Regions from separate parts of the Mus musculus genome. Here region 1 is linked to region 2. The links are chromatin loops, found by intact Hi-C in ENCODE. Cell type or tissue: left cerebral cortex. All regions are shown on one strand. Links, peaks and the distances in the headings refer to the core of each region. The heading gives the core; the rest is flanking DNA.

What was found. A loop is a pair of places that touch in the nucleus more often than their neighbours do. Peaks named below come from ENCODE experiments on the same cell type or tissue, not always from the same donor. Only the 100,000 strongest peaks of a DNase experiment are listed, where the experiment ranks them.
Region 1: it touches region 2 in a loop (2.9-fold over the local background); 2 of 42 quality-filtered maps call a loop at or near these places.

The regions. Positions count from the first base shown.
Region 1 is chr14:29,809,768-29,825,334 of GRCm38, forward strand. No RefSeq gene overlaps it. Among named protein-coding and RNA genes, the nearest start is that of Gm35281, 21 kb to the left of the region's middle. In left cerebral cortex, for the core only: no CTCF peak of the experiment used is centred there; DNase peaks (open chromatin) are centred at 5,083, 8,062, 8,692 and 9,207; H3K27ac peaks cover 1,418 bases.
Region 2 is chr14:29,763,088-29,778,654 of GRCm38, forward strand. No RefSeq gene overlaps it. Among named protein-coding and RNA genes, the nearest start is that of Gm35281, 26 kb to the right of the region's middle. In left cerebral cortex, for the core only: no CTCF peak of the experiment used is centred there; a DNase peak (open chromatin) is centred at 6,585.

The sequences.
Region 1 (15,567 bases), core at 3,254-11,253, 47 kb after region 2:
CCTTTCCCAGGTGACTCCGGGTTGTGTCAAGTTGACCCATGATGCTAGTTAACTATTACAGTAAAACAAACAAACAAACAAACAAACAAACAAGAGGTTTTTAAGGAGCTGGCAAGATGGCTCAGCAGGTAAAGGTGTTTGCTGTGGAAACTTAAAGATCAATCCCTAGAACAACAATATGAACTAACCAGTACCCCCGGAGCTCGTGTCTCTAGCTGCATATGTAGCAGAAGATGGCCTAGTCGGCCATCATTGGGAAGAGAGGCCTCTTGGTCTTGCAAACTTCATATGCCTCAGTACGGGGGAACGCCAGGGCCAAGAAGTGGGAGTGGGTGGGTAGAGGAGTGGGGTGGGGGAGGGTGTGGGGACTTTGGGGATAGCATTTGAAATGTAAATGAAGAAAATACCTAATTGAAAAAATATAAATTAAAAAAAAAATCAATCCCTGGAACGGACAGTGGACAGAAATTATCAATGTCCCAAAGTAGCCCTCTAACCTCCACATGAGTACACATACAGGCAGGCATACACACACACACACACACACACACACACACACACACACACTTTAAAGTGTTTCACCAATAAAATATTTTAAATGTTTGTTTTAAGTAATCAAGGTGGTGGGCGGAGAGATGGCTCAGTGGTTTAGAGCACTGACTGCGCTTGCAGAGGACCCTGGTTTGATTCCCAGTGGATTTGAAATCATTTGAGTCACTTCTGGGAGAGTCTGAAGCCACTTCCAGAGAGCTCTGAGGAAGGAAGACTCACAGTGCGTGTAAAAGTAGAGTGAAACGTGAGGGAAGCACCGGCACCCACCCCACTCTGCTTCCTGACTGCAGACAAAATGTGCAGAGTTGCCTGGAGCTCTTGCCACCACAGCTAAAGCCGCCCTTAATACCACGTCTACACCACAGTGGACCATACTGCCAAATGGTGTGCCAAATAAACACTTCTTAAGTTGCCTGGCAAGTTACTACTATACTGGATAAGTATTCTATAGTGAGCTATATTCCTACACCTTGTGATTTATTCTATTTTTTGGCTTTGTGTTGGGGGGCAGAGGCATGTATGTAAGTCAGAGGTCAATCTTTAAAAGAGTCAGTTCTCTCTTCCCACAGTGAGTCCCAAGGGTGAAACTTAGGTCACTAGTCTTGGCAGCAAGTGCCTTTATCCACTGAAACATCTCCCCAGCATGATTTTAATGTAGGTAGCAATTTCCTTTGCTGAGTTTCATTCCCTGACTTCCTTACTTGTCTTCACTCTCGCTTTTTGTTTTGCTTTGGTCTCTGCCTTTTCCCTGAACTCTCAGCACGACCATGGTCCCGTGGGACCATGGTGGTTAGCATGTAGACTTGGCCTGAGTTCTGCCCAACAGAATGTAAGTGCTATGTACCACTTTTGGGCCTACCCCATAAACCTTTCTACAGGCTGTGTTTCTTTCTGGGCCCTGTCTGGAAATGAAGTGCTGCCTGAAAAGGCTTGAGTCTCTGAATTTACAGAGTAAATTAGCTGGACAGAGCCATCAAAGAGCAAGAACTAAAGTTTATGTCAACACTGAATGTGGACTGAGTACTGAGGCCAGCACTGCTCTGAGCAGTGACCTTTCTTTCTTGAGCTTTTATCTAGTGATTATTTTTATTACCAGTTTTTGATATCCTTGGGAGACCATGTTAATGCATCTATCAAACTTAAGCAAATGCCTTTTTGAAGCAATGATTTGCCATGACTCTCAGTGTCATTTCAGTGAAAACAGTTCTCTTCCAGAGAAGAAATTTGTCACCTACTGCCTTTTCCCTGGACAGATTTCTCCTTGTTGCTTGGGAAACTGCTCATCTCTGTGCCTGGTCATGTGCTATAGTGAGGTACAAAGCTGGCCCGGGCTGCTAGAACAGGCCAGTGACACAGATACCATGAAGCACCATCAAGTCTTTCTGCAGACTACTCTTCCTCTGAGAAATTTAGGGAAAAAGGCTCTCTCAGCCCTGAGAACACATGTCAATGGTGTGGAAGCATAGAAAACCTAGAATTTTCCACCTGTCTTGCTGTAGAAGAGAAGTCAGGTAGCCAGGCCATAGCAAACCATAAAGATGAAAATTCTGTTCTGTGAGTGTGGTGGTTTGAATATGCTTGGCCCATGGGAAATAGCTCTATTAGCTGTGGCCTTACTGAAGGAGAATTGGCCTTGTTAGAGAAAGTATGTCACTGTGTGGGTAGGATTAGAGGTTTCTATGCTAAACTCTGTCCAGTATAAAAAGAGAGCTTCCTCCTGGCTGCCTTCAGACCAGGATATAGACACTTCCAGGACCATGTCTGCCTGCATGCTGCCATGCTTCCCATCATGATGATAATGGACTGAACCTCTGAAACTGTAAGCCAGCACCAATAAACTGTTTTCCTTTGTAAGAGTTGCTATGCCCATGGTGTTTCTTCGCAGTAATGAAATCCTAAGCAAGACAATGAGGGAGAGGTAGAAATGGTCCTGGGAACTTCATCTTACATGTCAGATCTTCCAGACTGCTCAGTTTTATGGGACTATTACTGTTTTATTTTCCAACCAACTGTAGTGTCCAGTCTTACATCACACAGCTTTGCCCTTCCCTCCATTCTGAACTTGGCTGAGTAATGAATTCCAACATGTATGACCGAAGAAACCTCAACACTGAAAATATGATAATGAGACATGCATGTTACTTTCTGTCTTTATCAAAATCTTAAAAACCTCCTCTCACCATTATTAAACCTTTTAAAGCAAGCCCAATTGGTGTGGTACAATCATTCCAGCAATGATAATCAAGCCTCGGGGTTCAGGCAGGATTCAGGCTCAACCGCAGCTGGCTATCAAAGAACTCCGTCAGATTATTCACAAGCACCGCGGCCGTTTGTGTCCTGTATTGTGATATACACCCATTGTGCAAATTTGATCTATAGTTGCTTGCTCACATAGGTTCCATTTTCGAGTGTCCCACAGAAAATAACACAAGAGCTCTAGTTCAGGTTATGCTGTGACCTCCAGACCTCCCACCAACTGTGCTTGGAGCTTGGCTGAGTCCATAGTCCACTCTTCATGATTCTGGCTTCTGTGGCCACCCTTCCATTCACTGGTTCTGAAACTGGGTGGATAAAGATTGATGACTCAGAAAAAGTAGTGATCACCTACTAGAAGAGCCTGAGACCCTGAGTGCACTACTGAAGCTGCAGGCCCGTCTGCTATGTCTTCATTCCATCTATCTTTTATCTTTATCTTTGTTGCATATAGGAGTCAATACTCTTTGACAAGTGACAAGCCTGACCCAGAATGACTTAATCAAAGAAAGGAGAGGACTGTTGTCTTCTGTGATGGAAACACCCTCGGGCAGGTCTGGCTTCCAGTAAGAGTCAGCCTACACAGTACCAGCAAGTATTTCCATAACTATCTCTCAACTCTGCTATCGTCCGAGGCCCTTGTCAAGCATAACTTCCCCGTGTGACGGTCCTCAACACTTGCATGCTTAATCAGCTTCAAGTCCATCAGAAAACCGAAACCCTTCAGAGGCTAGTGAGATAGTACAGTAGATACACCTGCTGCCAAGCCTGACAATCTGGGTTTGATGCCTGGCACCCGCATGGTAGAAAAGAACCAACTCCCATAAATTGTCCTCTGAACCCTATTCTCGCACTATGGCACATGTGTGAATTTGCATGTGCACATGCACTCTAAATAAAATATCACCCCCTTTGCCCCTTGCTACCTGCAGCAGGCAGAAGAGCTGGCCTCAAGGTCAGGAGAGTGGAGGATCGGGCCCTGTACCTCACCTGGGCAGCACAGTAAAGCTGCCCGTAGTGGTGGAGGCACTGGAGAGCTGGCCCTGAGCATGTGAGTGTAGGAGAGCTGGCCCTGCCCCTTGTCTGTCATGGGGTGATATCCGCAAGAGAGAGATACCCTTGTCCCCACCCCTCACCACTTGCCACTTGTGGCAGTTGGAAGGAGAGCTGGCTGCAGAGTGCAGCACTTAGAAGAGCATCCTTCACCTCACCTGAGCAACACCATAGAGTTGGCCCTGGTAGTGAAGGCATGAGTGATCTGGCCCCAAGGGCATGAGAGAGAAGAGATGACTATGACCCTTGATGGCTGTGGCTTGGGTGAGCTAGCTTGCACAGTACTGGAGAGCTCACGCTGGCGTGGGTGGATACAGGAGGGCTTGCAGGCTGACCAACTCAGCTATCTGCCAGGTCCAGATCCAGAGCTTTTGAGTTGATCCACCCCAGCATCTACCCCATCTATGATACGATCTGCTAGAGAACATGAAGGGCCCAGTCCCGCAGATCCAAAGCTACAGGTTCTCCATGACACAGGACAACAAGATATCCAAGAGGAGTCCCAGTGGGGATTCAGTATAGATTGTGTAGCAGAAGCCTTGAAACACCAACAACTCATTGCAATGAATATTTGCAAGTGAAGATGTGTGAGCAAAAGGGTATACTGTGGGACATACTGCAACACACTACAGCTTCCAGAACAAGACACTTCAAAGTTTGGGGTTTGTTTTTATTATCACTTTATTTTCTTGTGGAGGGGAAGCTGCAAAGGCGGAGGGTTCAGAGGGATGGAGAGATGAGCGAGAATGAAACACATGGTATGAAATTCACAACGGATCAATAAAAAGCTAAAAAAGAAAAACAAAAAAGTATTTAGAAATCTAAAAATAAAAACCAATAAAGAAAATAAAATGTAAAGCCTTCCTCAAAGACACTATTTGTGCTACATGTTCATGCTAAGCCAATCTCAACGGCAGGGACGTGTGTCTCTATGACAGGGACGTGTGTAATGCTCCTGTCAGCAAGACTCATATTACTTACACATCCTCCCTAGCACAAACCTGACAAGAGTGCTCAGACAGGAGTGCTCAGGAAGGGGAGTGAGCACCTGTTGGTTACACCGGTTAAGGTAATTAATAGTAGCTTCTATGATAAGCAAAACCAACTCTGCACGGCTGAATGGTAAGTTGCATTTTTCATCCCTGCAAAGTCTGTTGTTGAGAGGTTCCGGTTGGGTACCTCCCTTGGCTGCACTCCACCAACCAGCACTGACTCAGGAATCAATGTTTCTTCCATTCTGGAAGGCTGCTATCTGCATCGCAGTCTCCAAAGCTGCCATGGGAGGGGAAAAGTGAGTTGGACACCATGTAACTGCTTGCAGCTGCCTTGGCTTTCAAGTGACACATCAGTCTGTCTCTGTGTTTGGTGGTGAGGATGTAGTCATGTGGTCCTGCACAGACACGGGGGGTGGGGGGGAGTCAATTGAGATGTGTGCCTGGGAAAAGGAAACAGATTTGTGGCCACCTGGCCAGCCTCTGACAATAAAAAGAAAACTCCCAATTCACGTCTAACACACCAGAGCTGCTCAGAGGCTCCACTTGGTTCAGAAAAGCAGAGTTGGAAGCAGCTAGGTCCTATGAAATGAGCTGATTGTACCCCCTTCTTGGACAGAAAAATGGGAAAGGAGGGGCCTCCTTCCTCATATAGTGCACTGCGGATTGTGTTGAGTATTTCAAAGGGGAGGAAAGAAGCGCTCTCCTTCCCCAGATACCAGAAACCCACCACACCCGCCAACTGGACCAACTTGTCAAGCCTTGTTCATACCAGCCATAGACTGGGGAAAAAAATGACATGGGCATTATCAACAGACTTCAAGCTCCATCTTTCATTAGATTTGGTAAGTAGTCCAATCCTCTGAGCTCTCAGTTGCTTATCTGCCTATTCAGAACTCCCAATGAACCTTAAATTCCCATTCATTTCCAGTATTTCCCATTACAACAGCAGCACCCTCAGGTTTTCCTAAAATGTTCGTAACCTGAGTTAAGGTCCCAAGAGTATATTTTCCTAGCTGTTTGTGTTTAGGGTGCCAAATTTACCTAAAAAATAAATCAATAGCAATCCATATAAACTCTGAATGTGAGAGGTGATGTCTCTGTGTAGAGGTGATGTATCTTCCATGCAAGTATTTCACTCCCAGAATGCACTTTACAGATTCAGATATCACAGCACCTGCTAACGCTTGGTGAGCATCAACTGGTCAAGGCAAGGAGAACAAGTGTCTGTAGCATGCTCAGCCACAAGTGGGGCATCTATATAACACACACACACACACACACACACACACACACACACACACACACACACACTACTTCCCTGTCAAGACTCAGTTATCATTGCAGAAGACAGAGCAGAAAGATTGTATGAGCCAGAGAGCAAGGATTCTAGACATGATAGGAGCATTACACACATAAAGTCACAGTGGCTATGGCCACATGCACAAGACCTTCGTAAGATCAATCCATATTCAGCACAGAGGGCAGGAAAATCCCCTGAGTTTCCACCCCTAGCTAAGGAGTTGATGACTTCCGAGAGGGGGAGAGTCAGTTTTCTTTAGGGATGTGATCTTTAGTCCATAACAATTCAGTGGCTAGCTCCACACTCATGAGTATGTGACTCATTGGTATAGCTTTAAAAAAAAAAAAGTAGAACACAAACTTAGGAGGATAGGGGGTGGGATTGAAGGATTGGAAGAGACATGGAATGGGTGAGTATGATCAAAACACACTGTATGAATGTATGGAATTTTCAAAATTAAAAAAAAAACAACATTATGCTTTCAAAGGCTTAGTGGGTATATCGGTTATTCTATTACTCCAGTCTGACAGAAATGACATAAGGGAGGATTTATTTTGGCTCTTGGTTTCAGAGATCTCAGGCAAGCATGGCAAGGAAGGTTAAGGCAGAATAGGTACATCATGATAACCAGGACACAGGCAAGATATGGCTCAGCAGGACATGCTGACACACAATCCCCTTGGTGACCCACTCCCTCCAATAAGGCTCTACTCCTACCATTGTCAACCACCCTATCATCATATCAGGAATCCTCCAAAAAGATTAGCCCAATCATCAGATTGAAGCCTTAAAGGTCTAATTCTAGTTGCATGTGTAGTAGAGGATGGCCTAGTCGGCCATCAATGGAAGGAGAGGCCCTAGGTCTTTCGAAGATTATATGCCCCAGTACAGGAGAATGCAAGGGTGAGGAAGCAGGAGTGGGTGGATTGGGGAGCAGGGCAGGGGGAGGGTATAGGGGTCTTTGGGAATAGCATTTGAAATGTAAATGAAGAAAACATCTAATAAAAAAATAAGAAAGAAAGAAAAAGATCTAATTGACTGGAAATACCTCACAGACACACCCAGGGGTGTACTTCACTTTTCTATTTTTTTGTTTTGTTTTGGGTTTTTTTGTTTGTTTTTTGTTTTATGTTTTTTGTTTTTGTTTTGTTTGTTTGTTTGTTTGTTTGTTTTTGTTTTTTTTTGAGACAGGGTTTCTCTGTGTAGCCCAGGATGTCCTAGAACTCACTCTGTAGACTAGACTGGCCTCGAACTCAGAAATCTACCTGCCTCTGCTTCCCAAGTGCTTCCCAAGTTAAAGGCGTGTGCCACCACTGCCTGGCATACTTCACTTTTCTTTTGGGTATTTCTTAGATCAGTGAAGTTAAGGGTCAGGGTTAAGCATTATAGTACACTATGCCAAAGATGGAGTCGTGAAGAGCGAGCAGCTTCCCTTCAAGGCCCACAGCGAAGATAATTATCGCTCCCTAGGAGGAAATAGCTTCATTTCGGGGAGAATTCCAATTCCTTCACCAACCACAGACCCTTGACTTGCATTTTTAAAAGACCCTTGTCTATGGTCCTCAGGGCTGGGAATACCAGGCCTATGCTTTGAGCAAATCTGATGACCCCAAGATTTTTGTGTCCTTTCAAAGAACATGCCACTGTTTGCAGAGTCTCCTTGACAGTGTTTGGTGGGTCCAGACAGGAAACTAGCTTGGCTTCCAACACCCCAAACAGTCCCCTTCGTGCAACTGGTTCCAGGAGCTTCTCTCTAAGCAAGCCTCCAACTCAGAGTGGCTCTTCCCTTCCTTAACTCATCAAAACATAACCGTGGCAACAGCTCATTCCCTCAGTTCTCTGCCAAACACTCAGTTAGCCAACCAACTTGATAATGTGATTCATGATCGCCTGTGATAACATTTCCCAAATAACACATGTTCCTTTCCACAGAGGCCTCCATGAGATAAATGACCTGCCCCTGTATAGACAAGGACACATGCAAATCGTGGTAGGGAAAGTCTGCTTGGGAGACAAAGCTGTCTTAGCAGTCCCACGCCCAGTTCAGCTGTGGCTGGAGGCTTGCCGAACCACTGAGGCTGGCTTCAGATCCGTGAGGCAGGTAGCAATTCCTCAAGGAGGGTGGATGGAAAAAAAAAAAAAAAAACCAGCTTAGTTCACTGCCTCAACTGCATCCATCATATGCATTTGCTTGCCAGACTATGTAAAAGACCACAATATGTTTTTGGTGTTTTGTTTTTTTTCCATTTCATATAAACATCTTTGAGAGGTCGTCACTACTTTTCTCATTAGGGTTTGTCATCCTAACTCCAGCCTTTTTTAGGAACTTTTCTTTCTTATGTTTCCTTGGCGGACCTTCACAGTCTGATCCACAAAATTGTACCTAAAGCACAGAAAGCCAGATTGAGAGACACATGCCAATTGCATCTGGGCTTACTCTAAGACTCTCGCTCCCTCTTTTAAGACTACATTGAGGCGTGACTGTGGCGGTGGCAGAGATTTCTGTTAAGGATTCCATTTAACTGACTATGGTTCACTGCTTGCTGAGAAAATATTTAAGGCCATGCTTCCGAAAGCAGCTTGCCACCCTCCCACGGGCACAAAACCTTAGTGATTTTACACCCCAAAATAGAGCAACACACATACCTCACTGCTGCCTTGTTTTGGTCCCAGACACACCTGGGTAGCCCTCGCATCTCATAAATTCAAATTTGGGGGAATCTTTCTGAGAAATAGACCTACTTAAATTTCCATCAGGCTGGCCTGAGAGGGCACCAGAGACCACATTAAGTGTTTGGGTCACCACATCAGAGAAGCAACCTCTAAGTAGGCTGTTCATGAGGAGTGGGATCAATTTCTGTCCAACCATCCACTTGCTATGTCTCAAGTGGGCTTAGCCATTAGACAGAGGCTGGGGAGCCAGGAAACTTAGGGACCTGCCAAGAATCAACCCTGTATGACCTTCTGCAAGGGACTTTTGGAGGCTCTGTTCCTCTGTTTTCAGGATGAGTTGGGGTGAGGAGAGTTTGGCTTCTGTCCGACTCAGCCTTTCCACTGCTGGGAGGTGGCGAGGGGGAGGTTTTCTGTTCCAAGAAACAGATGAAGGGTTGGATCCTTTCCCTAAAATATACCCAGAGACTGAGAACACTACATAGAGTTAGTGGCCTGAGATCAACTTAAGGTCTCCACAGCAAGGTACCCCCAAAACTTCCTTTTCCTAACAACATGACAACAAAGACAATGGATGAATTTTGTTTAAAAAAAACCTGAGAGTCATGCGTGAGTTCTCTTCCCTCCATCCCACCCCCCACTTCTAGCTCTCTGATTTCCTATCAGCACTATAGATACAAGACAGTCCCCAAAGGCATCCTGCATCTCATATAAACTGTCCGCTCTGGCTTCCTGAGCCCATTTCCTGCTGGTAGTTGTTGGGCCCAGCAGCTTCTGTGTCCCTGCCATGATGAAGCCCAAGCCACATCTGATGAACTCTTTTCTGTATGGAGATTTCCCTTGGCCTGAACCAACGATTCACATGGTTTTAAGATCTCAGTTCCTCTGTTCCCTTCCTAGGAAAATCTGCCTATGATCAGCAGTTTGCCCATCCTGCAATCACCGTGGTATGAAGGTTAATTGTATCATCTTGATTGGGTTAAGGATCTTCTAGAAGATTTGTACAGCACACTTCCAGGTCTGTCTGTGACAGTGTTTCCAGAGACAACTAGAATGTAAGGGCACTGAAGGGATTAGTGAATGATTAATTAATTGGCCAATTGATTCATGGTTTGATCTCTTAATGGATTCATAAGAGGGTGGCACTGTCAGGAAGTGGCTCGAGGCAGGATGTAGGTTGCTGAGGGTATTTTCCTGGGGATTCTATTTTACCCTGGTGCTTTTCCTTTACCTCTGATCCCTATTCAGCAGGATAACATTCACTCTGCTATACCATGTCCTCATCATGATGGACAGATCATCATGTGCACACTGAAGCCATAAGTCCAATCCTGCTTTAAGTCACTTTTCTCTGGTATTTAATCATCATTATACCAAAGCCTCATGCAAGTGTCTTTTTTGTTGTTGTTATCCAATTTTTTTTTTGACTTTTTAAAATCTTTTTTATTGGATATTTTCTTTATTTACATTTCAAACGTTGTCCCCTTTTCCAGTTCCACTCCCACAGAAGCCCTCTATTCCATCCCTCCTCCCGCTGCTTTTATGAGGGTGTTCTCCCATCACCATCTTCTGCCTCCCCACCCTTGAATTCCCCTATACTGGGGTATCAAGCCTTCACAGAACCAAGGGCCTCTCTTCCTACTGATGCCCGACAAGGCTATCCTCTGCTACATATGTGGCTGGAGCCATAGGTCCCTCCATGTGTAATCCCTGGTTGGTGGTTTAGTCACTGGGAGCTCTGGCAGGTCGGGTTGGTTAATACTGTTCTTTCTATGGGGTTGAAAACCCCTTCAACTCCTTCAGTTCTTTTTGTAACTTCTCCCTTGGGGACCCCTATTGGGGACCCCATGCTCAGTCCAATGGTTGGCTGTGAGCATCCACCTCTGTATTTGTCATTCTCTGGCAGAGCCTCTCAGGGAACAGCTATATCAGGCTCCTTTCAGCATGCACTTGTTGGCATCCACAATAGTATCTGGGTTTGATGACTGTATATGGGACGGATCCCTAGGTAGGATAGTCTCTGGATAGTCTTTCCTTCAGTCTCTGCTCCACACTTTGTCTCTGTAACTCCTTCCATGGGTATTTTGTTCCTCCTTCTAAGAAGGATCAAAGTATCCACACTTTGGTCTTCCTTCTTCTTGAGTTTCATGTGGTCTGTGAATTGAATCTGGGTATTCCGAGCTTCTGGGTTAATATCCACTTATCAGTGAGTGCATACCATGTGTGTTCTTTTGTGATTGGGTTAGCTCACTCAGGATGATATTTTCTAGTTCCATCCATTTGCCTAAGAATTTCATAAATTCATTGTTTTTAATAGCTGAGTAGTACTCCATCGTGTAAATGTACCACATTTTCTGAATCCATTCCTCTATTGAAGGACATCTGGATTCTTTCCAGATTCTATTATAAATAAGGCTGCTATGAACATAGTGGAACATGTGTCCTTATTAAATGTTGGAGCATCTTCTGGGTATACGCCCAGGAGTGTTATTAGTGGATCCTCAGGTAGTACTATGTCCAATTTTCTGAGGAACTGCCAGACTGATTCCCAGAGTGGCTGTACCAGCTTGCAATCCCACCAACAATGGAGGAGTGTTCCACTTTCTCCACATCCTCACCAGTATCTGCTGTCACCTGAGATTTTGATCTTAGCCATTCTGACTGGTGTGATGTGGAATCTCAGGGTTGTTTTGATTTGCATTTCCCTAATGACTAAGGATGTTGAACATATCTTTAGGTGCTTCTCGGCCATTCAAGTTTCCTCAGTTGAGAATTGTTTGTTTAGCTCTGTACCCCATTTTTAATAGGGTTATTTGATTCTCTGGAGTCTAACTTCTTGAGTTCTTTATATATATTGGATATTAGCCCTCTATCAGATCTGAGATTGGTAAAGATCTTTTCCTAATATGTTGGTTGCCATTTTGTCCTATTGACAGTGTCCTTTGCCTTACAGAAACTTTGTAATTTTATGAGGTCACATTTGTCAAATCTGGGTCTTAGCACATAAGCCACTGATATTCTGTTCAGCAACTTTTCCCCTGTGCCCATGTTTTCAAGGCTCTTCCCCACTTTCTCCTTTATAAGTTGCAGCGTATCTGGTTATATGTGGAGGTCCTCGATCCACTTGGACTCGAGCTTTGTGCAAGGAGATAAGAATGGATTGATTTGCATTCTTCTACATGCTGACCTCCAGTTGTGCCAGCACCAGTTGTTGAAAATGCTGTCTTTTTTCCACTGGATGGTTTTAGCTCCCTTGTCAAAGATCAAGTGGCCATAGGTGTGTGGGTTAGTTTCTGGGTCTTCAATTCTATTCCATTGATCTACCTGCTTGTCACTGTACCAATACCAGGCACTTTTTTAAATCACTATTGCTCTGTAATACACTTTGACAATATTCACAAACAATGTAAAATATCTTGGTATGACTCTAACCAAATAAGTGAAAGATCTGAATGACAAGAACTTAAAGTCTCTGAAGAAAGAAATCAAAGATCTCAGAAGATGGAAAGATCTCTCATGCTCATGGATTGGCAGGATTAATATAGTAAAAATGTCCATCTTGCCAAAAGCAATCTACAGATTCAAATGCAATCCCCATCAAAATTCCAACTCAATTCTTCATAGAGTTAGAAATAGCATTCCTCAAATTCGTTTGGAATAACAAATACCCAGGATGGCGAAAACTATTCTCAACAATAAAAGAACTTCTGGGGGAATCACCATCCCTGACCTCGTGCAAGTGTCTTTGCAGCAGTTGTTATTGATTGAAAATATCATGGTCCTATATCCTTCACCTCATCTGCCTCCTCTTTCTCCTTCCCCATCTCTGTCCAGTGTGTCTCCTACCAGAATCTTCTGGTCCTTCTATGGTTTGTGGACTTTATATTCTGTCCATGGAAATGCTTACTATTTGTTGGATTAATTAAATAACAGTTAAATCATTCCTTTGATGCTGTGCAATAAATTGAGTGACTCCTTTTAAAATGATGTCAGTTGATCTCTAAGAAGATGGGATTAAAATGTCACTGACTTCACCCTAGAATACTGTTAGACTGACTTATTCTTGTTCCTCTGAGATGTCCATTAGTTTGACTCAGATCTTCCCTGAAGGTTTGCCAGTTTCTCCTTTTCTGCCTAAGACTCCAGATAACCCTGTTCTGACTGGAACCTAGGACATCTTTACCGAGGAGGCTGGCAGTCACTATTTAAAGTGAGGACCAAGGTGTACTCCCTCTCTCTGTGAGCAGACGTGGGTTCTAATGTGACCACTGTCTCAGTTCACTCCCTCAGAGGAGATACTTGGTTTTTTAATTGTTTTATTTACTTACACTCCAAATGTTGCCCCCCTTCCCAGAATTCCCCCTTCTAGTTCCCAGCACTAGTTCCCCCTTCAAGAGTTCTTGACGCATCCCCCTTTGCCTCTGAGAGAGGGGCTCTCCCACACCTCTCTCCTATCCACTAAGTAAGGGGAATGGTTGAAGTAGCTGAAGGAGATGGCAACTGCAAAGAAAATCCAGCAGTATCAACTAATCCAGACCCCTGGGAGTTCCCAGAGACTAAGCCACCAACCAAAGAGCATATATGGGCTAGTCTATGGTCCCTGGCACATATATAGCAGAGGAAATACTTTCTTAGCTTCAATTTTCCTCCTCTGTAGATGGCAAATTCCTTTACAGGGGTGTGTGTGGTAAGGAGCTCTCTCCAATAGCTGTTTGCTGCACTCTAAATGGAAGTCACACTGTGATTTGGATTTTATAGGGAAAAAAAAAGGTAAGAGTACTAGTTACCATTGTAATAAATACCATGGACAAAGGCAACTTAAGGAAGAGTATATTTTGGCTTGTGGTTCCAGAATAATGGCAAGGAAAGACTAGCAGTACTAGGAGCAGGAAGCTGGGTGATCACATCTCAATCACACACAGGATGCAGGGAGAACAAGCAGGAAGTAGAGGGAGGGAACAAAACCTCAAAGACCACCTCCAGTGACATACTTCCTCCAGCAAGACTCTGTATCCTAAAAGTTCTGTAACTTCCCCCAATGGTACCAACTGGGAGCCAAGTATTCAAATACATGATATATAAGGGAGTTTTCACTAAAACCATAGCAGTAAGTAAGGCCAAGGGATGTATGGTAAAACCCTACGTAAAGTAGCCATCGCACAAAACACTGTCTAAATCCTGTGACTGCTGAGGGACACACATAACAGCCATCACTAATTGTTGTTGCCTAGGAATGAGTAAGCTGGGCATGAAAGAAGCAGGCACGGGGCAGAGGGTGAGGCTTCTATGAAGGAGATGGTTCCTCTTCCTTCAGATAGGTGAGCGAGTGCAGGAAAGGCTCATCCAGGACCCAACACACCTGCGCTGCCAAGCACGGATCATTCTGAAGCTCCAAGGAGAGGCCGAGCTGGGCTGCTCTCTTCAGGGCTTCCAGGTCTCAGAGCCAATCCTGGATAGGTTTGGGTGATCATGTAGTTAAAGACTTAGTGGGAGATCCACAGGTCCCAAACAGACTATTTTCAGAAAGCTTCATTTAGAACATGGGTGTCCATGACACAGAACAACTGAGTTGTCTCTGAGGGGACTCCAGAACTGAGGTGGCGGCTTGGGAGACAGGCATAGAGATGAAGTTCCATCGGGCTATCCACACGGTTACCAAGAAAGGCTGACTTGGGGTCTGGGAAGGTAGCTCACTCAGTAAAGTATCTGTTGTGCATGAACACTTGACTTGAGATCTCCAGCAGCCATCTTAAAAGCCAGGCATGGTGGTGAAACCTATAATTCCAGCCCCAGGGAGACAGAGACAAGAGGGGCTTGCTGACATGCCAGTCTAGCCACTAGTGCACTCCAAGATCAGTGAGAAGGCCTGTCTGAGAATCAAAGTATAGGCCTAGTAAATTCACTCAGCAGGTGAAGGCACTTGTCACCAAGCTTCATGACCTGAATTTAGTTCCTAGACCCAGAGGCTAGGGGGAGAGAGCTGACTCCTACAAGTTGTCCTCTGACATCCCCATACACACTGTGGCCTGTATATCCCTTCAAATGCAAACAAATAAATACAATTAAGTTAGGGAGCAATTGAGGAAGACACATGATGTCCACACCTGGCCTCCATACATATGCACTCACACATACACATACACATGCACACTCACATACACACAACTTAGATTTCTATGTTCTGACATAGAAAGATTCTCAATAGATGGCCTATTGAGAAAGGTAAGGTGCGAAATTCAGGCAGCAAGACCCTTCCTCTCCCATCCAGACAGCAGTGCACAGGGAGCTGCTGGAAATACATCCATGCCTCATCCCTGATCCAAACTCCTCAGGAGGGCAGCCACCTCTGGGGTGACCTGTTTCCTCAAGGGCAGGGGAGTGAGAGGAAGCTCCGAGGACCTCCAGGTCTCAGGCTGAGCATTCCAAGGGCATCGGGGATGGGGAACATCTTGCAGGTATTTCCACAGTTCCTGTCTGCAGGTGGGTATGTCAAGGGCAGGGGTGGGGGTGAGGGGAGCTGACCCAGGCTTTGCTTTCAGAAGCCATCTTTGTCAGAGATGGTAGGTCACCCTACCCCAGCCCTGAGCTGCAAACCTGCAGCTCCCACTCTCTGTGTCATTATAGCCTTAGCCAACTAGTCTAATCTAGCCATTAACAAAGCTTTCAAAACCATGAAAGAGGAAAGTATGCAGGTCAGTGGTAGCACATGACTTTAATCTCAGCACTCAGGAGCTAGGTAGGTCT
Region 2 (15,567 bases), core at 2,681-10,680:
ATCCTCATATCTCCTCCCCTAGGGCTCTTACTCTAGCTGCTAACCAGGCCTTACAAAAGGTGGAAAAAGCCTTACAGAATGCACAATTACAACGTATTGAGGATTCGCAGCCTTTCAGTTTGTGTGTCTTTAAGACAGCACAATTGCCAACCGCAGTTTTGTGGCAGAATGAGCCATTGTTGTGGATCCATCCAAACGTATCCCCAGCTAAAATAATAGATTGGTATCCTGATGCAATTGCACAGCTTGCCCTTAAAGGCCTAAAAGCAGCAATCACCCACTTTGGGCGAAGTCCATATCTTTTAATTGTACCTTATACCGCTGCACAGGTTCAAACCTTGGCAGCCACATCTAATGATTGGGCAGTTTTAGTTACCTCCTTTTCAGGACAAATAGATAACCATTATCCAAAACATCCAATTTTACAGTTTGCCCAAAATCAATCTGTTGTGTTTCCACAAATAACAGTAAGAAACCCACTTAAAAATGGGATTGTGGTATATACTGATGGATCAAAAACTGGCATAGGTGCCTATGTGGCTAATGGTAAAGTGGTATCCAAACAATATAATGAAAATTCACCTCAAGTGGTAGAATGTTTAGTGGTTTTAGAAGTTTTAAAAACCTTTTTAGAACCCCTTAATATTGTGTCAGATTCCTGTTATGTGGTTAATGCAGTAAATCTTTTAGAAGTGGCTGGAGTGATTAAGCCTTCCAGTAGAGTTGCCAATATTTTTCAGCAGATACAATTAGTTTTGTTATCTAGAAGATTTCCTGTTTATATTACTCATGTTAGAGCCCATTCAGGCCTACCTGGCCCCATGGCTCTGGGAAATGATTTGGCAGATAAGGCCACTAAAGTGGTGGCTGCTGCCCTATCATCCCCGGTAGAGGCTGCAAGAAATTTTCATAACAATTTTCATGTGACGGCTGAAACATTACGCAGTCGTTTCTCCTTGACAAGAAAAGAAGCCCGTGACATTGTTACTCAATGTCAAAGCTGCTGTGAGTTCTTGCCAGTTCCTCATGTGGGAATTAACCCACGCGGTATTCGACCTCTACAGGTCTGGCAAATGGATGTTACACATGTTTCTTCCTTTGGAAAACTTCAATATCTCCATGTGTCCATTGACACATGTTCTGGCATCATGTTTGCTTCTCCATTAACCGGAGAAAAAGGCCTCACATGTGATTCAACATTGTCTTGAGGCATGGAGTGCTTGGGGGAAACCCAAACTCCTTAAGACTGATAATGGACCAGCTTATACGTCTCAAAAATTCCAGCAGTTCTGCCGTCAGATGGACGTGACCCACCTGACTGGACTTCCATACAACCCTCAAGGACAGGGTATTGTTGAGCGTGCGCATCGCACCCTCAAAGCCTATCTTATAAAACAGAAGAGGGGAATTGAGGAGACTCTACCCCGAGTACCAAGAGTGTGTGTCTATGGCACTCTTTACACTCAATTTTTTAAATATTGATGTTCATGGCCATACTGCGGCTGAACGTCATTGTTCAGAGCCAGATAGGCCCAATGAGATGGTTAAATGAAAAAATGTCCTTGATAATAAATGGTATGGCCCGGATCCTATTTTGATAAGATCCAGGGGAGCTATCTGTGTTTTCCCACAGAATGAAGACAACCCATTTTGGATACCAGAAAGACTCACCCGAAAAATCCAGACTGACCAAGGGAATACTGATGTCCCTCGTCTTGGTGATGTCCAGGGCGTCAATAATAAAGAGAGAGCAGCGTTGGGGGATAATGTCGACATTTCCACTCCCAATGACGGTGATGTATAATGCTCAAGTATTCTGCTTTTTTACCACTAACTAGGAACTGGGTTTAGCCTTGATTCAGACAGCCTTGGCTCTGTCTGGACAGGTCCAGACGACTGACACCATTAACACTTTGTCAGCCTCAGTGACTACAGTCATAGATAAACAGGCCTCAGCTAATGTCATGATACAGGGTGGTCTCATGCTGGTTAATCAACTCATAGATCTTGTCCAGAAACAACTAGATGTATTATGGCAAATAGCTCAGCTGGGGTGTAAACAAAAGTTTCCGGGATTGTGTGTTACTTCCATTCAGTATGAGAATTTTACTAGGGCAGCTAATTTGTCAAAAAGTCTTTTTCAGTATATGTTACAGAATCGGACGGCTGAATTTGAACAGATCCTTCGGGAATTGAGACTTCAGGTCAACTCCACGCGCTTGGACCTGTCCCTGACCAAAGGATTACCCAATTGGATCTCCTCAGCATTTCCCTTCTTTAAAGAATGGGTGGGATTGATATTATTTGGAGATACACTTTGCTGTGGATTAGTGTTGCTTCTTTGATTGGTCTGTAAGCTTAAGGCCCAAACTAGGAGAGACAAGGTGGTTATTGCCCAGGCGCTTGCAGGACTAGAACATGGAGCTTCCCCTGATATATCTATGCTTAGGCAATAGGTCGCTGGCCACTCAGCTCTTATATCCCATGAGGCTAGTCTCATTGCACGGGATAGAGTGAGTGTGCTTCAGCAGCCCGAGAGAGTTGCACGGCTAAGCACTGCAATAGAAGGGCTCTGCGGCATAAAATGAGCCTATTCTAGGGAGACATGTCATCTTTCAAGAAGGTTGAGTGTTCAAGTGTCCTTCCCCCAGGAAAAACAACACGGGACCAGACCAGGACCCCTCTGGGTGATGAGCCTGGGAGGAGGTTATGTGTACGGCTCCTTTACCTACACACTGGGGATTTGACCTCTATCTCCACTCTCATTAATATGGGTGGCCTATTGCTCTTATTAAAAGAAAAGGGGGAGATGTTGGGAGCCGCCCCCACATTCGCCGTCACAAGATGGCGCTGACATCCTGTGTTCTAAGTGGTAAACAAATAATCTGCGCATGTGCCAAGGGTATTTTACCACTACTTGTACTCTGCCTTTCCCGTGACGTCAGCTCGGCCATGGGCTGCAGCCAATCAGGGAGTGATGCGTCCTAAGCGAAGGATAACTCCTCCTTAAAGGGGACGGGGTTTCCGCCATTCTCTCTCTGGCTCTGGCGCCTGCTTGCTTGCTCCTAAAGATGTAAACAATAGAGCTCTTGCTTGCGCTTTTGCGCTCTGCGCGCTGGCGCTCTGGCTCCTAAAGATGTTTAGAAGGGGGCTTTCGCTTTTGGGGCTGGGGGTTTTGCGCTCCTGACTCCCGAAGATGTAAGCAATAAAGTTTTGCCGCAGAAGATTCTGGTTTGTTGTGTTCTTTCCTGGCCGGTCGTGAGAACGCGAGTAAGATAATTTCCCTCAAAAGAGTGGAATGTCACAAAAGTAGCAATGACTGTGTTACTTGGTTATATGTTGCTGTGACCAAGTTACATGACAGAAACCACCAAAGGAGGTTCCATAGGATTCAGGTCACTTGCATCCATATTGCTGGGTCCAAACATGGCTGAATAGAGGAGCATCTTCATGAAGAACAAGAATCAGGATGGATATGGCCGTGCTCCTTTCCTTCAATCCATTCAGTTCCCGAGTCCTTGGAGGGCACGTGCCCATACTCTGGGTCTGTCTCCCATCCCCAGTCAACCCTCTCAGGAAAGCCCCCACAATCATACCCAAACCTACGTGGCTCTAAACCCAGTCAGGTTGAAAATGAAGATTAACCATCATAAGTGCTCATTTGAATTTCTAATCTTCCCCCGTTCCCCTAAGTAACGTGGAATTCTGTTCTGAATTTCTGAGATAAACCAGCGTTGTAGGTTTTTAAAAGTTAATCCATCACGACACCAGGGACTGGTTTGACCAAGGTAGAGAGGGAAAGAAGAAAAATGTAAACACAGAGAGTCAGAAAAACTAGGACCAGGTGGGGTGGCCTCTGATAGAGAGGCTACAACACCTGCAGAGTATTTGTTATATACAAACAGGAAGGTGGGGTTATTGCATATAGCTGAACAAGGAGGCAGGTTTATTGAATACTGATAAACAGGGAGAGAGGGCTATTAGATACAGCTGAAAAGGAGACAGGTTTAGCTCATCTTGGTAGGAGCAGTCTTCAGACCAAAACACCTAGGCCGAGCGACCATTTTTTGCACATTCTGGCAACACTCACCCTTACATCCATGGAAGGCTTTCCCAAGTCTCTGGACCTCCCCCAGGGAAGGCTTTGCTGCTGGAATGGGGTGATGCTGCAAGGTTCTTAACATTGTTGAACCTGTATCAAGGATGCACAACCACTCATTCTTTCCCTACTACATCTCATTGCCGGGAGTGAATGAGTGACAAGTGAGCAAGTGGGCTAACTGGTTGGAACGAAGTGGTCCCTACCTCACCGTGTTCATAGTACAGTGAAGTCCTCTCCCCTGAATGTGGCCTGGACCTAGTGAATTGCCTCTAAGGCACTAAATGTGAAAGTGAAGAGGTGTGTCTCCAGAAACTAACCTACAAAAGGCCAGCCAGGGCCTGCTCCTCTGCTGTCTCTCACCTGTTCTTATTAAGCCGGGTGCCACATTTCTAGCTGCCCTATCAGAAGGCCTACATAGTAAAGAGCTAGCGGTGTTCTCTAGCCAATAGCCCGTGAAGGACTAAGGCCCAGGCCAACATCCCACTGGAAGCTTCACCGTTCTCATTATTACATGTATTTGATGTACATGGTAATCGGTGCTTTCCAGTCCAGCCCTAAGATGACTGTAGCCTTGGACTCCAAAGCAAAGAGTCCAGTTAAACTGGTCCTGACTTCCTGACTCCCAGCACTCTGAAATGTAAAATGTCTTTCCTTTTCATTTGAAGGGTGGCTTAACTCAGTACACAGCAGTATTTAATACACTAACCAATAAACGGATGCCTGGCCAAGCATGGCTCCCAGGGATGTAGAAGGAATTATATACCCTAACTAGACCATATAAAAAACACACAATCTAGCTATTTTATTATAAGTTCTGAGCCTAGATTGGGCAGATTTTGAACTATTCTAACTTACATCCCAGTTATAAGGCCCTTGTTACTGGCTGTTTCTTCTAGCCATGTGCTCATGGTCCGTCTCCTCTCATGGCGGCTTTCTTGGTCTCCTTTCTTCTTCTCCCTCTTTACCGTGACCCCTAGCCAAGTAACTAAAACCCCATCCACCTCAATCCTAGGCTTTTTAGTGACTAGTTAACTTGGGGAGTGAGCTTACATAGCACGGTGCATAACAAGGTTACACATCAAGTAACTACTTGGTGTACATGAGGATCTTCTCATGGGGGGCAGGCAACTGGATCTTGGGGCCCAGTATTTAGCATCTGAATACATAGTAGCACGAGACCAACCCCAACACATGGGCCCATTCATATTGTAACTTCAGGGGCCTATGCAGCAGCTCTGAAGTAGCATATATATGTTCATCCAGACAGCAGCTAGGCAATTGGGCACCATGGCAATGGGTCCAGGAGTTGGCAGGCAATGTTGAATTAATCTTTAGGGTTGAATTCTCCCACACCAGCACCCTAATAGACCTACTAGATTTTGCTGAGGAATGGGTTTTAAGTAGATAGTGTTGAGCAAGGCTGTCCCTAAACTTCGATAGGAACTGAGGCCACAAATGGAAGCCTGTAAATTACAGGCTGGCTGGGCAGTGGTGGAGCACACCTTTAATCCCAGCACTTGGGAGGCAGAGGCAGGCGGATTTCTGATTTTGAAGCCAGCCTGGTCTACAGAGTGAGTTCCAGGACAGCCAGGGCTACACAGAGAAACCCTGTCTCAAAAACCAAAACCAAACCAAAACAAAACAAAACAAAAAAGTTACAGGCTGGGTAGGTGGCTCAGTTGGTAAAGCACCTACCATGCAAGCATGAGAGGACCAGAGTTTCAATCCCCAGCACCCACTTAAAAAGCCAGGCACAGTGGGATGTGGCTGGAATCCTAGGGCTGGGGAGACAGACGTAGGAGGATCCCTGGGACTAGCTGGCCAATCAGCCTAGCCAGAGAGCTCCATGTTCAGTTGAGTGACCTTGTTTAAAAATATAATGTGGAAGGCATGTGGTGTTATCTTCTGTTCCTGCAACACACAAATACCCATGCAACACATCATGGACACAGGGGGGGGGGGAGGGAGGGGGAGGGGGAAAGGGAGAGGAAGAGGGGAAGGGAGATGCCTAGCTATACATTCAACAGGTCTGATGTGGTTTCGAGTTCATCCATCTAAAACACAGGTATAGTTGGTCTCAATGCAAACGTACACTCATTCCCTATAGAATTACGTATTCATCTCTGAGCACTAAAAATATAGGTACCTTAAATAAGAGACAGATTCATGCCAACCCAATGTTTCCATAGGCTGCTACTCTGTTGTTCATAACATACAGAAACAGACTCTATGGCAGAAGGGCTATGTTACCTTTCTAGAAAAAAAGAAAAACCCACAGTATGAAACTATCATTCTGCTTAGCATCCAGGTATTCAACATACAATGAATGAAAACATATTCAAGCTTAGATTAAAACTCTAAGGTCTCTTTGTTCGGGATGTGTGACATATGGGCAAATGTGTAAGTTTTCACTGACTGTAATATTCATGGAATATCTGACTAATGTCTTTCTCCTCCATGGCGTTCTCCCAGGCACTGAGTCTATTTTCTATTCCAGGACCAAGCACAACGGCAGGAGCCTAACGCCTCTATAAATACACACTCAAATTGAATGCCCCTAAATGTAGGCACAGTGCCCCACTCTGAAAGCTTGGTAGCTTAATGAATCCTTCATTTTTTTTCCCACAGGAGGAACTTATTAAAATGAGCAGTGGATGAAGAATTGGAGCTCATAAACTCCCCCCTGGTTCCTGTGCTAACTCTGTGGCCTTGGGCAAGTCACTAACCTCTCTGGGCTTCCTTAGTTTTCTCTCTTTAACATCATTTACTTCTATTGCTCTGCCCACTTCATACAGTTGCTCTTGAGGTCACAAATGCTATGAATGAGTCATTTGTATTATGTGGATGACATCATCTTCAGCCCCAGTAGGACACAGGCCTGTGTGTTCAGGGATTTTAGACTGTCTTGACTGACAGTTCCATGTTCCTCTATATGTTGGCAACTCAATAGCAACTGAATAAACTAACTGTATTCAAGGATTGCCATGGAGTCCAGTATCAAAGCAACTCACACCATGACCTTGAGGTGACCACCCCAAAAGGCCAGAGGCAGGCAAATCCATACCTCTGGTAGACCTTTCAAAACATGACCTTTCTAGAACCTCCCACAATAATCATTTCTATCACCTCCACTTTTGATGCAGACATGGAACCATTGCCTTGCAGTTGAGGCACACCCAAAGGATGCCTATGAGGAAGATGAAAATATTATTAAAATAATTTTCTTTCCATCCTTCCTGCTTCTCAATGTGGGGAGCCGCCCTCACATTCGCTGTTGCAAGATGGCGCTGACATCCTGTGTTCTAAGTGGTAAACATAATCTGCACACGTGCAGGGGCAGTTTTCCCGCCATGTGTTCTGCCTTTCTCGTGATGACAACTGGGCCGATGGGCTGCAGCCAATCAGGGAGTAATACGTCCTAGGCGGAGGATAATTCTCCTTAAAAGGGACGGGGTTTTGCCATTCTTTTTCTCTCTCTTCTCTTGCTTTCTTGTTCTTGTTCTTTCTCTTGCTCTGGCTCTTGCTTCTCTCTCTTGCACTCTTGCTCTCTTGCTCTCTTGCTCCTAAAGATGTAAGCAATAAAGCTTTTGCCGCAGAAGATTCTGGTTTGCTGCGTCTTTCCTGGCCGGTCTCGTGAACGCGTGTAAGAGTTGGTGCTGAGACCCGGGACGAGAAGACCTGGGACGAGAAAACCCGGACGGAAACTACCATCACACCGGCGCAAGGAAGATCCCTCATTCCGGAACCAGAACTGCGGGTCATGGTAATGAAGTGTTCCCGTAAAACAGACTGTTGAGAAGGATTCAACTGCGTGGATTCAGAACTCTTCAGCTGGGGAACGGTGGTAATGAAGTGTTCCCGCAAAACAGACTGTTGAGAAGGATTCAACTGCGTGAATTCAGAACTCTTCAGCTGGGGAACAGGGTACCCGTAAGTATAGCTTTGCAAGGTACATCTGGCCTTGAACTTTCTAATGAAATTCAAGACAGTCTATCAGAAGTAAAGTGGGAAATAGCTTTACAAGGTAAGTCTGGCCTTGAACTTTCTAATGAAATTCAAGACAGTCTATCAGAAGTAAAGTGGGAAATAGCTTTACAAGGTATGTTTGGCCTTGAACTTTTTCTAGTGTTAGGAGCCTTTTTGTTCCTTTTCACATGTTATCAAGCGGTTAAGGCAGGGCTGAAAATTCTGGATGAAATTCAGGGCAATCTATCAGAAGTAAAGCGGGGAGAGAGAGTAGGAGCAAAGAGGAAATATGGTTCACAAAATAAGTATACAGGCCTTTCCACGGGTCTTGAACCTGAGGAAAAGTTTAGGTCAGGTAAGAATACCTGGGGAGAGATTAGAAGGAAGGAGAAGGAAAAAGAAAAGAAAAAAGATCAATCAGCGGAGGTTTCTAGGAGAAGGAGCCTATACTCATCACTAGATGAGCTCAAGGAGCCAGTTCTTAGTAGTTCTGAATCAGATGAAAAGGCTATTAGGGCCTGGAAGGCACTCTCCCGAGCAGGTGAAGCCACTGGACAACTAACAAAGATCGTCCAGAGACCTCAGGAGTCATTCTCAGATTTTGTGGCCAGAATGACAAAGGCAGCAGAGCGTATTTTTGGAGATTCAGAGCAAGCCGCACCTCTGGTAGAACAGCTCATTTATGAGCAAGCCACACAGGAGTGCCGAGCGGCCATAGCCCCAAGAAAGAACAAAGGTTTACAAGACTGGCTTAGGGTTTGTCGGGAGCTTGGGGGACCTCTCATTATGCGTTACTTCCATTCAGTATGAGAAATTTACTAGGGCAGCTAATTTGTCAAAAAGTCTTTCTCAGTATATGTTACAGAATTGGATGGCTGAATTTGAACACACTTCGGGAATTGAGACTTGCCATCATTCAGGTCAACTCCATGCGCTTGGACCTGTCCCTGACCAAAGGATTACCCAATTGGATCTCCTCAGCATTTTCCTTCTTTAAAGAATGGATATGGGTGGGATTATTTGGAGATACACTTTGCTGTGGATTAGTGTTGCTTCTCTGGTTGGTCTGTAAGCTTAAGGCCCAAACTAGGAGAGACAAGGTGGTTATTGCCCAGGCACTTGCAGCTCTAGAACATGGTGCTTCCCCTGATATATCTATGCTTAAGCAATAGGTCGCTGGCCATTCAGCTCTTGCACCCCACGAGGCTAGTCTCATTGCACGGGATAGAGTGAGTTTGCTTCAGCAGCCCGAGAGAGTTGCACGGCTAAGCACTGCAGTAGAAGGGCTCTGCGGCACATATGAGCCTATTCTAGGGAGACATGTCATCTTTCAAGAAGGCTGAGTGTCCAAGTGTCCTTCTCCCCAGGAAAAACGACACGGGAGCAGGTCAGGGTTGCTCTGGGTAAAAGCCTGTGAGCCTAAGAGCTAATCCTGTACATGGCTCCTTTACCTGCACACTGGGGATTTGACCTCTATCTCCACTCTCATTAATATGGGTGGCCTATTGCTCTTATTAAAAGAAAAGGGGGATCTGTGGGAAGCCGCCCTCACATTTGCCATTACAAGATGGCGCTGACAGCTGTGTTCTAAGTGGTAAACATAATCTGCACACATGCAGGGGCAGTTTTCCCGCCATGTGTTCTGCCTTTCCCGTGATGACAACTGGGCCGATGGGCTGCAGCCAATCAGGGAGTAATACGTCCTAGGCGGAGGATAATTCTCCTTAAAAGGGACGGGGTTTTGCCATTCTTTTTCTTGCTTTCTTGTTCTTTCTCTTGCTTTCTTGTTCTTGTTCTTGCTCCCTTTCTCTCTGGCTCCTGAAGATGTAAGCAATAAAGTTTTGCCGCAGAAGATTCTGGTTTGCTGTGTTCTTCCTGGCCGGTCGTGAATGCGTGTAAGACTAGCCCAAGCCCCAGCCGGAATCCAGGCTACCTCTGGCCTTCTGGGGGATTCTATGCCCTAAGTACCCAGATCTCTTGTCTGCCCAGGAGCAGTCTTGACTATAGCCACCTCCTATTTTCCAGTTCTTGGGGTTCCTCTGAGCCACAATGTTGGGTGTCAAATCCCATTTCTGAGGACAAAAGGGACAAGTAGCACAGAGACAGAACCAGGCAGTGCCCTCAGGGGAGAGGGGGGCACACTTGCCAGAGCTCCAATCAGAGCAGAAGGAACGCCATTAACTTGAAAATGAAGCAAACAGAAGTCTGTTAGTAGTGAGGCTGTGAGTAGGAGCCACTGGGACTTCAGGGTAGGGCCAGCCCCACCCCACCCCCAGCATACAGGTTATCATGGGCCTCCTGCCACCAAATTCTAGGACCAGCCCCTCCAGGCCACTGAGACTGGGGACTACTTATCATTGCCCAGACTTTGGGCTGCAGTAATGATTCTCCTTCTCTAGAAGTGGGCCACCAGGGTCACCTGGAAAGTATCCAGAGAACTGGGATATAGGATTACTTTTGCTTTTGAAGATCATGGCATCTCTCACAGTATTCCTGGCTTTCCCTTTTAATGTCGCTCTCAATGTTTCCTTCTTCTTTGTCCCCTACTCGGTCCCCAAGGCTCTCAAGTGCATTTAAGCTGGAAGAAAAATTGACCAGCCGAGGTATCGGCATTGTACCCAAGACACTATTTGAACTTCCTAATGGCTCCAGGCAATCCCTCTGGACCCTGCTTCCAATAAAAAAAGGCTGAAAAGTCAGGAGAACAGTTTCCCCACCTGCCAACGCTCTTTAAAACTAGAGCTCTGGCTTTCACTATCTGGTTACAGCTGGGTCTCTCCAGCCTGGGCCCAGTTTTCTGCATAGCAATCCTGTGCTCACCCAGGGACCAGCATTAAACCTATCTTTTAGTTTCATTTATATCTCTGTATTAAATTATCTTAACAAGATGCAACTTTTGGGAGAAAGTGTTAGAATACCACTTTGTAGTTCATCACTGTGGGGACACTAAGGCAAGAACTTCAAACAGCCACTCAGGTCACATGCACAGTTCATAGCAGGGAAGAGTGCTTAACCTGCTTGGATTTCTCCACTTTTATACAGGTTAGGAGTACCTGCCTATTCCTCAGAAAATTGGACATAGTACTACCGGAGGATCCCGCAATACCTCTCCTGGGCATATATCCAGAAGATGTCCCAACCGGTAAGAAGGACACATGCTCCACTATGTTCATAGCAGCCTTATTTATAATAGCCAGAAGCTGGAAAGAACCCAGATGCCCCTCAACAGAAGAATGGATACAGAAAATGTGGTACATTTACACAATGGAGTAGTACTCAGCTATTAAAAAGAATGAATTTATGAAATTCCTAGGCAAATGGATGGACCTGGAGGGCATCATCCTGAGTGAGGTAACCCAATCACAAAAGAACTCACATGATATGTACTCACTGATAATTGGATATTAGCCCAGAAACTTAGAATACCCAAGATATAAGATACAATTTGTGAAACTCATGAAACTCAAGAAGAACAAAGACCAAAGTGTGGACACTTTGCCCCTTCTTAGAATTGGGAACAAAACACCCATGGAAGGAGTTACAGAGACAAAGTTTGGAGCTGAGATTAAAGGACAGACCATCTAGAGACTGCCATATCCGGGGATCCATCCCATAATCAGCCTCCAAACGCTGACACCATTGAATACACTAGCAAGATTTTGCTGAAAGGACCCTGATATAGTTGTCTCTTGTGAGACTATGCAGGGGCCTAGCAAACACAGAAGTGGATGCTCACAGTTAGCTATTGGATAGATCACAGGGCCCCCAATGGAGGAGCTAGAGAAAGTACCCAAGGAGCTAAAGGGATCTGCAACCCTAAGGTGGAATAACAATATGAACTAACTAGTACCCCCTGGAGCTCATGTCTCTAGCTGCATATGTATCAGAAGATGGCCTAGTCGGCCATCAGTGGAAAGAGAGGCCCATTGGTCGTGCAAACTTTTTATGCCTCAGTACAGGGGAACGTCAGGGTCAAGAAGTGGGAGTGGGTGGGTAGGGGAGTGGGGTGGGAGGGTATGAGGGACTTTTGGGATAGCACTGGAAATGTAAATGAAGAAAATACCTAATAAAATAAAAAGGAGTGCCTGCCTAGGGAATGGTGCTGCCCACCGTGGGCTAGGTCTTCCCATAACAAATAACCCCGATGCAGAGACTCCAGATCTCTTCCCAGGTGACTGTACATTGCATCAAGTTCATAATTAAAGCTAACCACCACAATTCCATTCTCAGCTCCACTTAATGAAGTGAGTTGCAGAGCACTGGGTAGTTCACCCTTTGCGGACTGCTCACAGACCATGGAAGCTTCTGGAGTCTACATTTCATTTAGTTGCTTCTCTGAGGTCCATGCTTGAGCATCATACACACTAATGCAGTCTTGTGAGTCTGGATGCTGTATGGCATTTGAATTGGGCACACATGTAGTTGATACGGATGTCCACCCATCAACATTGACATCAGCACCATAAGTAGTTGACCTTGTGAGGGCCCAGGTCCTTATTTACATTTCCTAGTTCGGATATGTCCTCCTTTGAGTGTCTGTGTTTAAAGAATTCCCCGTATTGTCCTCTAAAGTCAAAAGCACAATGTCTATTTCTGTGGAAAAGCCATAATCACAGATTAATTCTGTAAAGACTCAAATGCAGCATCCGTCTGAGTTTACAATTTAGAGCAATGTCATTACCAGTCCTCCAGTCTTCTCCTGGAAGAAAGTTCCCCATTCTCCCAAGACATGCTCAGTATGTTAGGAAAAAAAACAAAAAGAAAAAAGAAAATAAAAAAGCTTATTTCCTTAGCTGAAATTCTTTGTTTGGCTTTGATGATGTGATTAAAAAATGACATGTACTAAGAAAGAAAGACCAAGATGTGGTAGAACCAAAAAAAAAATCTAAAGTTAAGATTTCTATTAAGGACTGAGGAGTCTCGTAGGTAAGAGCACTTGATAGGAAGCATCGCGACCTGAGTTAGGGTCTCCAATGTCCACAGACAATGCTAGGCATGCTCCCCCATACCTGAAACTACAGCAATAGGAGAGGGGCAGAGAGAAAAGTGTCTCTGGGACTTTCTGGCTGTCAAAAAAGTGAGGTGGAAGCCAGTATGGGAGGACACTGATATCTTCCACTGGCCTCTGTGCATGCACATGGCCACACACACACACACACACACACACACACACACACACCAGGCATGGGGCAGGAAGTCAGTGAGCAGGAGTGGAACCTGAAAGCTGGAGGACCTGAGAAGATTCCAGAATGTCTGCAACAAGAGAGGCTAGCACACTGCCAGATGAGGCATTGGAGGTCCCAGCACATGTAATGGGAAGCTGCCTTGCTGTAGGCCATCAAGAGGAGGCTCCCTGAGAGCAAGGCCACACCCACCTCCACCAGTCAGAGCTGGTCTACCTGATAGCCCAGTGCTAGCTCCTGGAAGTGCTCACTAAGCAGCCCCTTTCTATGCTGTCCCCTCAAACCTTCACACATAACAAGTGATCCGCCCCTCTTTCTCCCCATTTCCTTCCTCCTAAGACTCTCTGCTGCTCTTGTTTCTCATGTTTCTCTCTTCCTGATTTGACTCTGCCTTACTTATTGTTTCCTATTTTGAATACAAAGTATTTAACAACTCCTGGCAGTGTCAGACAGAAGAGGAAAATCACCCAGTAAGATCACAGTGGGGCAGGACAAGGGCACAACACAGGCTTCTTAAGCCTTGAATCCTTTCAAGACTCGAGTCTTGAATGGCTTCTTGAGTCATTTTAGGATGGCTCAGACCTGGTTCAAGTTGGTAGTGTTTACATGAACAACTATAGATAAAATTGGGGGCTGTTCTCTTAAGTGTCCTAACTCATTAGGAAACCCTTCTCTATTGACTATTGTGCCAAAACTTAAGGGGACATGAAAAAATATAGTGTACCCAGTGCCAAATTGATCCCTCTAGGACTGGAAACAGGTTTTAAGCATCAGAACTCTTCCCTTCACGATGGCAGAAATTGCCAATATGGCGCCCATGCATAACTCTCTGGTCCCTCAGAAGCATGGGCTGCATTTTGTTTGGGTGTTTTCAAGCAGTTTGGATTCTGGGGTACCTTCTTAATAACCTACCCAATAAGCCACCTGTCCTGGGTCCATCTGAATTCACATATTTGAATTTCTCAGCCTGCTGGGACAGTCACCTTTTATTTTACTACCCAACTAAAATGACTCAACATCCTGCTGCCCACAGGCTTCCCCCAGGTAGTCAAAGATGCAAGCTCCTGCCCTCTCTTGCTCCAAATGTCTGCCCAACATCTCCAGTCCCTTCTAAAGCTGAACAGAACCATCAGCCACCCTTTCTTTTCCAAGTGACATCAGGCTAAGGCTTTGTGTGTAAAAGACCTTTATGCAAAAACAAACAAACAAACAAATAAATAAATGGAGTGAACACAGACATGCACAGCACAAGACTAGATATGAATTCAAACTGAATGTTTGTGTTTACAGTTCCCGAAAATATGTGAAGTGTCCCCTAACCTGGAGTCTCTGACTGCCTGTGCCCTCCTTGGCACTTGAGTTACTACCCCTGTTTCTCTTTGCTCCTAAGGATACTTCTCCTTCTTCTCCTTCACTCTTGCTCTCCAAATGAATCTTCCCATTCCCCTGTGTTGGGAAGTTGTTTGTTTGCCCTTTGAGCAAAACAACCCCCAGCCTCATGAAATCTGTTGTACATAGTTTTGACAGTCGATCACAATCCTGCCGACAATCAGTCAACAGTCAAAACAATATATACTGCTGACATTCACTTACAGAAGGAGACATGAGCAAGTCGTGGAATGATTGAGGGGGCCGGAGGGGGTCAAGGACACCACAAGGAGTCCTATAGAGCAAACTAACCTAGGCCCTATGGAGGCTCACAGAGACTGAAGCACCAATCAAAGAACATGCATGGACTAGACCTATGCCCTCTACACAAATGTAGCAGATGCACAGCTTGGTCTTTGTGTGGGTCCCCTAATAATTGGAGTGGGGGGGCTGTCTCTGACTGACTCTTTTGCTTGCCTTTGGATCCCTTTCCCCTAGCTGGGTGCCTCAGTGGGAGAGGATGCACTTAGTGCTGATGTGACTTGAGGTGTCAAGGTGGGTTGGTATGAGGGGTTCCCTTGATGAGAAGAGGAGGGGGAGGGGGGGTGGCACTGTGGGACTGGGAGGAGAAGAGGGAGGGACCATGATAGGAATGTAAAATGAATAAATAAATAATGGGGGAAAGGAGATGAGGGAAGGGTCACAGAATCCTCACCTAAGTATCTAGACCCTCGCTCTTTCCAGATATTGATATACAAATTTTCTCTAATTGCATATCGTCTGGGGTTGAGAGACTTGAGGAAGAGCTAGAGTGTATAGACTAGGGGGGACTAGAGGAAGGGAGTGCTGTCTATGTAGTCATGGGAGAACCATCATTCATGCTGGGTGAAGAAGAGTGCCATCTATGCAGTCACAGGAGAGCCAGCATCCATGTGGGTGAAGCCGCTT